2 separate regions of the Homo sapiens genome follow, and region 2 is linked to region 1. The links are chromatin contacts, found by Hi-C or POLR2A ChIA-PET in ENCODE. All regions are on one chromosome and are shown on one strand. The core of a region is the stretch at or near the end of the contact, and the rest is flanking DNA. Distances in the headings are between cores, read along the strand shown.

Region 1 (5,517 bases), core at 1,963-4,462:
TCACCAGAGGCATGAGTGTGGACAGAGAAGAGGGCAGGGCCAAGGAGGGAGCTCTGGGGGCCCCAGCCAGCAGAGATGAGGAGGGTGCAAACAAATCAAGAGTATGAGAGCATCCAGCTCTGTCCCCTCCTACTCACCCGCATCACAAAAGGGAGCCAGATGGAGCTCCTGACCTCAGCATCATGTTATCTAGGTCTAAGGGCAATTCTGCCTAGAGAAGACCCAGAAAAGAGAGAGCACTGAGTGCAAGTTGAAGGACAGGAGGATTTTCACAATTAAAAAATAGGCTCCACCTGGATAGAGCATTCCAGGGAACTTTAGGGTATGCTGAGCTTTAGGGTATGGTAGGGCGAAACTATAGGCTAAATCAGAGCTGTGGTTTCCTTCTCTGGATTCCCTGTCCAGAACCCAGCATGGATGTAGCTGGTGGACCTTCTGGGCCCCCTGAGTTCCTCTGGAGAAGGCTATGGTGTGAACCTTCTCTCTCCTTGTATCACGGAGCCTGGGGGTCGGACCCTCCTCACCCTAAGTTACTAATGCCCAGGGCCTCCTGGCAATTTGCTATGCCCGAGGATGACTCAAACTCCAAACACCCTTTGAGCCAAGATGGCAGGAGTTAACTAGGGGGTGGGGGAATCGCACTGACAGGAGGAAGAGATTTTTAACAGCTTCTAGTGATAGAAATCATCCCCAGCCAGCCCCCTGGCACCAGTTTATATTTTCTCTCTCTATTTTAATTAAATATCTGTCACTCACATGTTCATGCTTGCTGCTCCCTTGTTGGCTATGTAGAAGTTCAATTAGCAGGGGTATTGGGAGGAGCACTGGATGGGGAGCCAGGAGCACTGGATGGGGAGCCAGGAGCCCTGATCTTCACACCTGGCTCTGCCTTAACTGGAGGTGTGATCTTGGGCAAGTCCCTTCCCCTTTTCGGGCCTCGGCTTCCCCATCTGCAGAGTGAGGGGACGGGACCAGTCAGTCAGTCTGGTTTGCTCTGGCCGACCACAGCCTTCTAAACTCCTGGCTCTTCTTAAGACACCCTCTGACATCCCATCTTCAGTTACAAAGTCTGTTTCAGCTGCAGTTCACTATACTCCCCCTGGAACTCTCATAACCATATGTTACAAGAGTAATTATCTTCCAATTTCACCTTCCAATTACATCTTAATTTAACTTTCATTCCTGGGTGCCTGCTGGAATGTCCAAGCCAAGCCTGATGATTTCTAATTAGGCTGCTGTTAGGCTGGTCCAGTGATCCACGACAGGGCACTACCAGGAAGACAGCACAGGACAGTGTGGGAAGAGCATGCTCACGCTCAGGAAGGCTGGGCTCCCATCCCATCTCTGCTATACGTCAGCTCTGTGATCTTGGGCACATCATTTTGCCTCTCTGAGCCTCAGTTTCCTTTTTGGTAAAATGATGAAATACCCCCTTTTTTTTCATAGGGCCGTTGAGAAGTTCCGGAAAATAACAGACATGATGCCTAATAAAGTCGACTGGCAGACATTTCCTACACCCTACTACGTGTTAGGCACTGGATAAAAAAGCAGGCTCTCAGGCTGGACAGCCTGGGTTTCAATCTTGTCTCAGCCCTTCAATAAGCCAGTGACCATAAAATCTCCGCACCTCAATTTTCCCATCTATAAAATGGGGATGGCAATGGTACTCAACTCATAAGATGACTGTGAAAACTAAATAAACTGATAGAAGTAAAACACCTAAAAGCAATACCAAGTCATATTAAGTACCCAATAAATATTAGCTGGTATTTACTGGTTGCTCTGCTACAGACACTGTTCTTTCTAGGCACCTTACGTGTTTTAGTCTATTTAATCTTACCAACCCCATTTTTCAGATAAAGAAACAGGTGTAGAGAGGTTGAATAACCTGCTTAAGGTCACATAACTAAGCATATGATGGTTCTGAGATTCAGTCCTATGGAGTCTGTGAACCACCATGCCATGTGATCAGGAAATTCAGACCATGGGGCACGGCCTGAATGTGAGGCTGGTATCATTACCATCACATTGAAAAAGGAACCAGGTTTACACTGGAGACAAATTACAGGAAGGCTGAACCCAAGAGCGACAACGGCTAAGATTTCCTGGGACCAAACCTGCCTCTAAGTTTATTCCGACTCACTCCATCCCCCAGATTCTCAGAGAAGGGAGGGTCTGCCCAAGCCTCATGCAGGAAAACGTGGGAAAACTGGAAACGCTCTCACCATTGTTATAAAGCGAGTTTTATTAGGAGTGTAGGAAAAAGCTAGCCTGGCTCTGTTCAGCCACGCCAGCACAGGCAGGAGGCAACCCCCTTTCCAAGCAGTGGCTGGCTGGGCTCTGGGCCTCTGTTTCAGCCTCTTCCATTCCCACAAAGTGGCACCCCCGATCCTGCTCCCCAGTTCTGTGACCCACACTCACTAACTGTCCAGGGGCCTGTATGCCCAGCAATAACAGGGCCTGGACATGGAAGGTGGCTGCCACACTCCCAGACTGTCTAAACGCGCAGCCTGCACCTCACTGCTAAAACAATGACTTTTTTTCATTAAAAAGATTTTTAAAAGAAAAAATCCTACACACACACACACATACATACACACACACACACACACACACACACACACCAGCAGGATATGGTTCCAAGACAGCCAAAATGGTGGCTTCCTGTTTCTTTAGGGATGTGTGTTTTGGAGTATGGCTTTGGACAAGGGTGTTGGTCGGGGAGCGGGCTGCCTTCTACTAAATTCTGTGAGAAAAAGAAAATAGAGTGGTGATTGCTCCTTGGCAGGCAGATGAAGTTAGCTGGGACTGTTCCCTTGCAAACTCTCATCTTAAGGGAACTTTCTGCCCTCCCCTTAGATGGCGTTGGGAATCCCGAGGACTGGGTTCCATGCACCACCCATCTCCGAGTCTCGCTTTCTAAATCCGTTAAATGGCACTACTCTGGAGGGATCCCTGCGATTTCAAACACATTTTGATTTCACGGAATCTCTGAACTGCAGGGATGAGCTGGGGGAGTCAAATTCATAGAGCAGGAACGCGATGGACTGGGGGTGGGGGAACCTGGAGCGGCTCAGCGCGGCGGCGAGGAGCGTCCCCTTGGCATTGGGTCCCCTAGGGGAGGCACAATGGAGGCCCCCGACCAGGGCGCTGCGAGGGAGGGGTGCGCTATAGGGGGATTAATTTAGGGCTTTTTAGTCTCATCTGGAGAGTAAGCTCCAAGCCTCGGGGTCTAGGAGGAGAGAAGGGAGCAGGAATCCTCCTTCCGGTATGCCGAGTACTGAAGGGCTGGGAACTGGTCCCGGAGTCGAAGAGAGCTCCGGGACGGGCCCCGTGGGTCAGGTGTTGCCCCTGAGAGATGAGCAAGGACCGGTCCGGGACGCTGGGGAATGGAGGGCAAAGGTTTTGGGGCCAGACGAAGTCGCTTTTGCGAAAGGGGCGTCTTTCTTCGTCGTGGAAGGGACCCTCACTCCGGGGAACGCCGTGCGAGTGGGATACTGGCGCGCACGGCCAGGGCGCGGCCTCGCCAAGGCTGAGAAGGTCCCTGAGGCAGGGCGCTTCGGACGGGGACCCCCGGTTCTCAGCCTCCTCGGCGAGAGGACCCCGGAGCCGCGCATGCTTTGGCCGAGGCCGAGCGGCACTGGAAGGTCGGAGGATTTCGGGCAGCTAGCCCCGGGCTCCCCGGGAGCTCCAACTTGGAGCGCCCGGCCGGGGTCCCTCGCGCTCGTGCCTCGGCGCCGGAGGTCGCCGGGCCTCCTACCTGCTCTGTTCATCTTCAGCGCGCGGGGCCCGGGCCGCCGTCGGCGTTTCAGTCCGTCCGCGGGTCCCAGTGCGACTCCGCACACCGCCTCCCTCCGCGGCCGCCCCGCGGGGCCCGCACCCCCTGGCGCCCGCCCGGCCCCGGCGCGCCTCGGACTCCGCGCGGCGCGCAGGGCAGTGGGGGCGCGAGCCGCGAGCCTCCGGGGCGGGGCCGCCGGGCGGGGGCGCGGGGCGGGGGAGGAGGAGGGGGCGCGAGCGCGGGGGCGGCGGCTGGGGCAGCGCCGGGCGTCGCGTCCGCTCCCGGCTCCGGGCGCGCTGCGCTCTGGCCGCCGTGCCTCCGCCTGCGCCTCTGCCTGCGCCGCAGCCGCGCCTCCACCCCCTCCTAGACATTTCCTCCGCTCCCGAAGAGGAAGGATTTTTTTTTCCCCTGCTCGGTCAGAGATTCAGGGAGGCGAGGGCCGGGGCGTCCCTGCGCACATTTAAAGGGGCCGTGGCCATGGGCACCGCGGGAGGCGCTGGGGGTTCGAAGGACGAGAACTCAGCGAGTTGGGTTTCTGGGGTGTTCCTGGCTCCTTCGCCCAGCGGACCATCTATCCCTTTATTTTTAACTCTGGGTATTCGTTCAGTGCCGCGCCAGCCTCTGCGCTGAGCACGGAACAAGACAGCCCCAGATTCTTGCCCTCATGGAGCGTAGACGGGAGGAAGTCGCTGGAGACACCATTTCAAAGCGAGGGAGGGAAACCAGGGCAATAGGGCTGAGCGATGGCTCTCAGATGGCGCCGCACATTCTTGGGACCCTCCCCAGCCTCACTGAATCAGAAACCCCGTGTTTTATCAAACCCTCCAGGTTTGAGAACCACCGGAGTAGAGACTGGGTGATCAAGGAAGGCCTCCCTGAGGAGGTGACATTGGAAGGGAGACCCAGTTAATGAGAAGCCTTTCCTTATCCACTCAGCACACACCGCGTAGCCCCTCACAGGTACCTGCCTGGCGACATAGATGACTCAGACCTGCCAGGTGGAGGAGTCTCCACCTCCCAGGAGTTCCCAGTCTGCTTGTCCACACAGACACAGACAGATAGTTCTGCTACCCCGAGGCTCGTGCTGGGATGGGAATGCACAGGCGCCTGTGGGAGCTCAGAGGAGGACCCCAGTGCGGAGGGTTCAACCAGAGGAGAGGCCTTCCCAGTAGGAGGAATTGCTGGGGCAAAGACTTCACCGAGGTGGGAGAAGGCCTGGCCTGCTGGAGGAGTGTCCAGAGGTGGTGCTGGAGACGGATCTGATTTCCCCAGCTGTAAAATTGGGAACTGAATTTGATCCTTTCAAAGTCCTTTCCATCTCTGAGCTGCCCCAGAGTCCTTAATCCTCCAGGCTTCTGTGGAGAAATACTTGTGACTCGAATAGAAAATCTGTGGCTGAATTTGGTGTTACTTAGACAGGCTCTTGATACATTTTATGGGTCCATGCATGGAGGTGTGGCAGGGATGGAGATGGAGGTGATGGTGGAGGTGGTAGAGGTAGCAAAGGTGGTAGTAGCAGAAACAGAGATGGTGGAGGTGGTGTTGGAGGTGAAGGAGGGAGAGGTGGTAGTAGAAACTAGTGGTGGTGGAGAGGAGGTCGAGGTGGTGGTGGTAGAGGTGGAGAGGGTGATGGACGTAGTTGTGGAAATCATGGCATAACTGGAGGACATAATATACCCCATGGTAGTGGAAGAGTTGGAGGTGGTGTAATTGATAGATGATGTGGATGTAGTGGAACT
Region 2 (5,687 bases), core at 136-2,635, 50 kb before region 1:
CCCTGGCCCAGGCAGGGGGAAGTGAGGCGGGTGGGGGACATCAGGGGAGGAGAAACAGCCTTAGGGAATAGCTGAGCTAGGAGCCTATCCTGGAGCTCCTCAAGTATCTTTCATAGGAGCCAGAACCGCAGGTACCCAACCCCAGAGTACCTGTAGCCTAAGCAGCTTGGGGCTCTGCCAAGGCCAGAGCAGGGTCCCCTGCTCCACAAGGGGCTATAGGGCCAGACAGAGCAAGGACAAGGTGGCCTGTCTCTGCCTGGGCCTCCACTGACATAATGGGTTGGAGGTGGGGACTGTGGCTGCACACTTGTGTACAGAGGCAAACCCAGTCCTCACCAAGGTTGAGCCACGACTCAACCTACTAGCCAACAGGCTACCCTCTGGTCAGACCTCTTTCTTCTTCCTTTTCAAAAACATTGCTTTTTGGCCTTCTCTTTCAAATGATGAGGTGTTTTACAACAAGCCATATACCTACTACCAAGGTATACAAAGAAATAACACCCCGCCAGGCTTGCTGAGGTGTGCCAAAGCCTCCCTCCTGTCTCAGGGTCACCTCCACCTCCGCTGCAAGTCACCGTGCTGCCAAGGGCCACCAGCTCCCTCCACTGAGGAGTGGTCCCCAGCCTAAAGGTCAGGGACAACTCACCTGTTCGGCAGAGCTCAGATCAGGCTCAGTAAAGTGACTGCATGGACTGGTCTCACAAAACCCTCACTCCCCTCCCTCCAGAGCTGCCTGCATCAATTTGCAACCCTTTTTCCAGCAGACTTGGAGTGGAGTCCTGCCCTCCTTCTGAGAGAAACAGCCACCTCAGGCAGCAGGAGCAGGTGGTGCTCTATCCAGGATAAGCAGTAAGGATGAGGGATGCAGCAGTTAGCAGCACTCCTACCACTCCTCCTCCACATCCAAAAGGAAGGTGCATGCCAGGCAGAAAGCCAGAAACCCGAGTGTCTCCTAGCACAGCCACTATGTGAGCGTCAGGCTTACCTTCCTCCCAGGCTTACCTTCAAATACCTCCCAACCATACATCTAGCATCTCTAGCACAGCCTCTGCTGGCCAGGCCACCTCCTGCCTGAACATTTGTAACTGGTGCCTTCCTGAGCTCTCTGACTTCACCCTGGCTGTCACCCAATCTGTTCTCCACCCAGTGGCCATAATGACCATCTCAAAACCCAATCTGATCATGCTGTCCCCTGGCTTAACTTCTTCAGGGGCATTCCAGGGCTGCTGGGATTTGGCCCCAAGAGCTCAGCCTGTCCAGCAAGCCTGCGGGACCTGGGGAGGGCAAGGTGGGCACCCTCAGCTCCTGCTGCTGCTGCTGTGGTCTCCCCAGCATCAGACGCTGCTGGGCATCACAGAACCTGGGGGCTCTGCCTCAAGCCAAGCAGGGGGTGGTTTCCATGAGTCAGAGCCATGGGTGATACAGGGGAGAGGGCTCACGGAAGCCAAACCCCTGGAAAGGGGAAGGAGATAGCTCGAGGTCACGCGGCAAATCTGAGCTGACATACACTGCCTCTGAAGGTGCCTCTCTCCATGCTTGGTCCCTTTTAGAGACCTGAAAGCAGATGCAGTTGGGCCTGTCACTGCAGTGATATGTGGAGTTGGGTCTTGGGTGGGCCTTTGCTTTTGTTGTTATTTTACTTCTGTAAGTCAGTGGAGTGCGGAGATGAGAGCTCATGCTCTTGAGTTAGGCTTCCTGGGTTCAGATTCTGGCTTGGCTGTTTGTTGGCTGTGTTTAACCTCTCCAAGCCTCAGCAGTGCTCAGTTAACAGTGAGTTACATAACATCAGACATTCAGAATAGTTCCCAACACATGACAACTCAATAAACGTCAGCTTTCTTCACGATCAGCTCTGTATTCTCCTGTCCCTTCCTGTCTTTGTGCTTCCCAAACCCGAGCCACTCCCCCGTCTTCAGCGTGGCCGTTGCTGCCTCCAGCTGTTCTATCATTTGCCTCATGTTTTCTTTAAGTTAACTCATTTATAACACTTGCTACCAACTCTGGCCTCATCATCCTAAGTGATAATACCTGTGAGGTCATATGCTGTATTCTTTTAACACTGTATTTTTAAATGTATTATTATTTTTAGACACAGGGTCTTGCTCTGCTGCCTGAGCTGGAGTGCACTGGTATGATCATAGCTCACCGCAGCCTCAACCTCCTGGGTTCAAGCAATCCTCCCGCCACAGCCTCTCCAGTAGTTAAGGACTACAGGCACACACCACCATGTTCAGCTAATTTTTAAATTTTTTTTTTTTAAAAAAGGGGTCTCACTATGTTGGCCACACTGGACTCTAACTCCTGGGTTCAAGCAATCCTCCCACCTCAGCATCCCCAGTAGCTGGAATTATAGGTATATGCCACCACACCCGGACCCTTTTAACACTTTAAAATAAACCGTATAATTATTAAATTATAATAACGTGTTTGACTAAAGTTATCTTGCTCATATTGGAGGTGCACAGACCTCACAGATGAACCTGGTTACTTCTGATCCTCAATTCAGCCTCAGCCATGGCAGTCGTGGAGCCCATGCAGATGGCCCTCCTCTTATTCTACTTCTTTATCTGATTCTGTTTTCCAGAAAGATCACTAAAACAGATGTTAGGGGCAAAGGTTCAGGTGCTCTGATATTTCTGGCTCATTTATTTCACTGTCCTATATAGGAATTATGAGTACAACAAATGGGGATAAGTCACCATTAGAAATGTGCTGGTTCCTGCCTTCAGGAAAGTGAAAGACGTTTAGGCTCTCAACACTTAAAGGAAGCCCCGCTGAAGCCCAGAGAGTGGACAAACCAGACTCATTGATGGGGCCATTGGGCCACGGTCCACGACAAGACATTCCTGTGGGCCACAGCCACGGCATACCTAGGGGTGTCAAAATGTGGACTTGTGGGGCCTCATCCCCTGCCAAAAGCCAAGCCAGTCCCACTCCTGTCATTGGGCGTTTCTTCCCATTCCCTGCTCCCAGATGCACTTCACCTCCTCCCTTGACCCCCTCCTGTGTTTTGAATTTCTGTTCACTCAGAATTGTAAATGTTTAGTTGTGACCATGATGTATTGTTTGGGTCAGTGTCCCTTTCCAATGCATACTAATATATTATGGTTATTATATATGAATATATTTAATGACATGGAAACAGTTGTTGATTTTCTAAGTTTCTTTCCCTTTTTGGGGGGGGAGTGGTTCGAGTTGTAATGGACCCAGATGGAACTTGTAACATGGGCCATACATGATAGAACCAAATTCAGATATCACTAAATAAAATCTTGTACACTGAGCTGTAAAAACAAAACAAAACAAAGGAAATGTGCTTTTACTGTTGATCAAGGGGTACAAAGTTTCAAACAGGCATGAGGAATGGGTTTTGAGACTACTGCACAGCAGGGTGACTGCAGTCAATAATAAGTATTACATATTTCAAAATAAGAGTAACCTTTCTTCTTTCTTTCTTTTCTTTTGGGTAAGGGTAACTTTTCTTTCTTTCTTTTATTATTTTTTTTTGGGGGGAGGTCTCGCTCTGTCACCCAGGCTGGAGTGCAGTGTGATGTGATCTCTGCTAAGTGCAACCTCTGCTTTCTAGGTTCAAGTGATTCTTGAGCCTCCGCCTCCCGAGTAGCTGGGATTACAGGTGCAAGCCATTATGCCCAGCTAATTTTTGTATTTTTTAATAGAGACAGGGATTCACCATCTTGGCCAGGCTGGTCTCGAACTCCTCACCTCAAGCGATCTGCCCGCCTCAGCCTCCCAAAGTGCCGGGATTACAGGCACGAGCCACTGTGCCTGGCCAACTAACAGTAACTTTCAAATGTCTTACCATAAAAATGATAAGGCGATGGATATGTTAATGACCTTGATTTAATTATGCCACATTGTATACATATACTAAAACATCACATTGTACCCCATAAATGTATAGGATTATGATTTGTCAATCAAAAATTATAGTAATACATTTTTAAAGGTCTAGAAATGTCTTTAAAATATGCACTTCCACAACATGAAAGAGCAAGTATGATACAATGCCTTTGCAGAGTCAATGAAAAAATGGCAGCAACAGACCCTATCTTAAACAGAAGTTAGCAGTAAAATAAACAAATCAAAACGTTCTGATACTAAAACCAAGGCTGTCAACATGGCTGCTCCCATCGACCCTGGTATTGCTACGAGGTTGATTATACACAGGGCAAGGAAACACCTCTGACAGATACATGTTAACCTCTTCCCAAATGCTGTGACAGACCTGGCAGAACTGTGTCCTGGGCAAGTAACCACGTCTTCCCTTGGGGAAAAAGATTGGGAACACTTACATATCATATCTATCTCCCCAGTCTGCCAACAGAAACCTCCGAGATGAGTACTCTGCTCAGTATGGTCAAAGGAAGCCTGCAAGGCTCTATATTTTCAGCTATCTGGTGCCTGCCTGGTTTTTCATTCATTCAAAAAAATTCCTATTACGAGCCGTCTGTTCTAGACTCTGTACTACAGGTACTGAGGGTACAGTGTCTATAGTCTCTCTAGTAAAAATGCCCATTATAATCATAACTGGATGAGGTGTTATCTTCAGGTGGATTCCTTGAGCATACCAATATACTACATATGAGAAAGCCCTCTAACCCAACTACCTACCCATCCACTCATTCACCCATCTATCTATTCATCTATCTATCCATCCATCCATCCATCCATCCATCCATCCATCCATCCACCCACCCACCCGCTTCAGGACACTGGACATCTGACCATCCACTCACCCTTCCAGCCATCCTTCCATCTACTCACTCAGCCATCCCTCCTTCTCACCCATCCCCTCACACTCACTCACCAAATATGGCTCAGCTTCTACTTCATGGAGCTAACACAAGGAGGGATCAAAGATGACTCAAGTACTCTCTCTGGCCTCAGACACAGTACAGTGCAAATTACTTCTGAGCCCAGAGAGAGTACAGAGTGAAGTCTTCTGAGCCTATCCTCTTCACCAGCACTTTGCACTGTACTCTGGGTACTTTACTGTACTCTCTGGCCTCAGAGGTGGAGAGGGTGGGCTCAGACAGACTGCCTGGGTGGAATCCCAGCTGTGCCACTTCAAGCAAGTTTCTTAATCTCTCCGTGTCTCAGCTTTTTTTTTTTTCCAGTTTCATCTATAAAACAGGGGTGATAGTAATATAGGTATAGATTATTTAGAGGATTCATTGAAATAATGCAACAAAGGCACTCAGAAGTGGCACAAAGAAGGTCCTCATTAGATATTAGCTACTGGTGGTGTTTCCATAGCCTGACAGCAACAGACGAAATAAGTTTATCAGAATAGCCCATCAGAACAATGAAAATGCAGACTGCCCCATCCTTCCATCAGCTGGTATCTTTCTGCTCTCTAGCGGACACTAAGGGTGGTTCAGAACCAGTAGAAAGGCCCCCATCTCTACAGTACCTTACAACTTATAGGCAACTTCATATCTGTTTCCTTGCTGAAGTCTCCCGGTTGCCCAGGGCTCAGTGCCTTTGTTTTCTCAAGCCCCAAACCAGGACCAAGGATCTGAAACTTTGCTGTATGTTAAGTGAGGAAGGACATTTGAGAGATAGTTTGGAGGCCAAAAGGATGAAATTTCAGTAGGGCTCAGTGGCTCAAGCCTGTAATCCCAACACTTTGGGAAGCTGAAGCAGGAGGATCGCTTGAAGCCAGC

The links. A loop is a pair of places that touch in the nucleus more often than their neighbours do. ChIA-PET counts read pairs that join two places held with the same protein, here RNA polymerase II (POLR2A). Pooled maps may share reads with other maps.
Region 2: a loop to region 1 is called in a map of right cardiac atrium, with 3 times the contacts of the local background. The contact joins the enhancer-like site here to the promoter of LINC02011 in region 1. A Hi-C loop is called at or near these places in 13 of 168 maps with a recorded cell type or tissue (GM12878, cardiac septum, endothelial cell of umbilical vein and 4 more) and 6 of 50 pooled maps. POLR2A ChIA-PET finds 5 or more read pairs at or near these places in 1 of 52 experiments (H1).

Annotation. Positions count from the first base shown.
Region 1 is chr3:14,809,109-14,814,625 of GRCh38, reverse strand. LINC02011 (long intergenic non-protein coding RNA 2011) reads left to right here and starts at 3,212. Exons shown (of 3, transcript NR_135245.1): 1 at 3,212-3,268. It also overlaps a transcript of FGD5 not described here. RefSeq lists a silencer at 467-669 and an enhancer at 3,142-3,642.
Region 2 is chr3:14,857,380-14,863,066 of GRCh38, reverse strand. All of the region lies in intron 1 of FGD5 (FYVE, RhoGEF and PH domain containing 5), which reads right to left. Among named protein-coding and RNA genes, the nearest start is that of FGD5, 41 kb to the right of the region's middle. Within about 2 kb of position 1,385, at least 2 of the 41 ENCODE cell types and tissues checked have a DNase peak (open chromatin) inside an H3K27ac peak, as active enhancers do.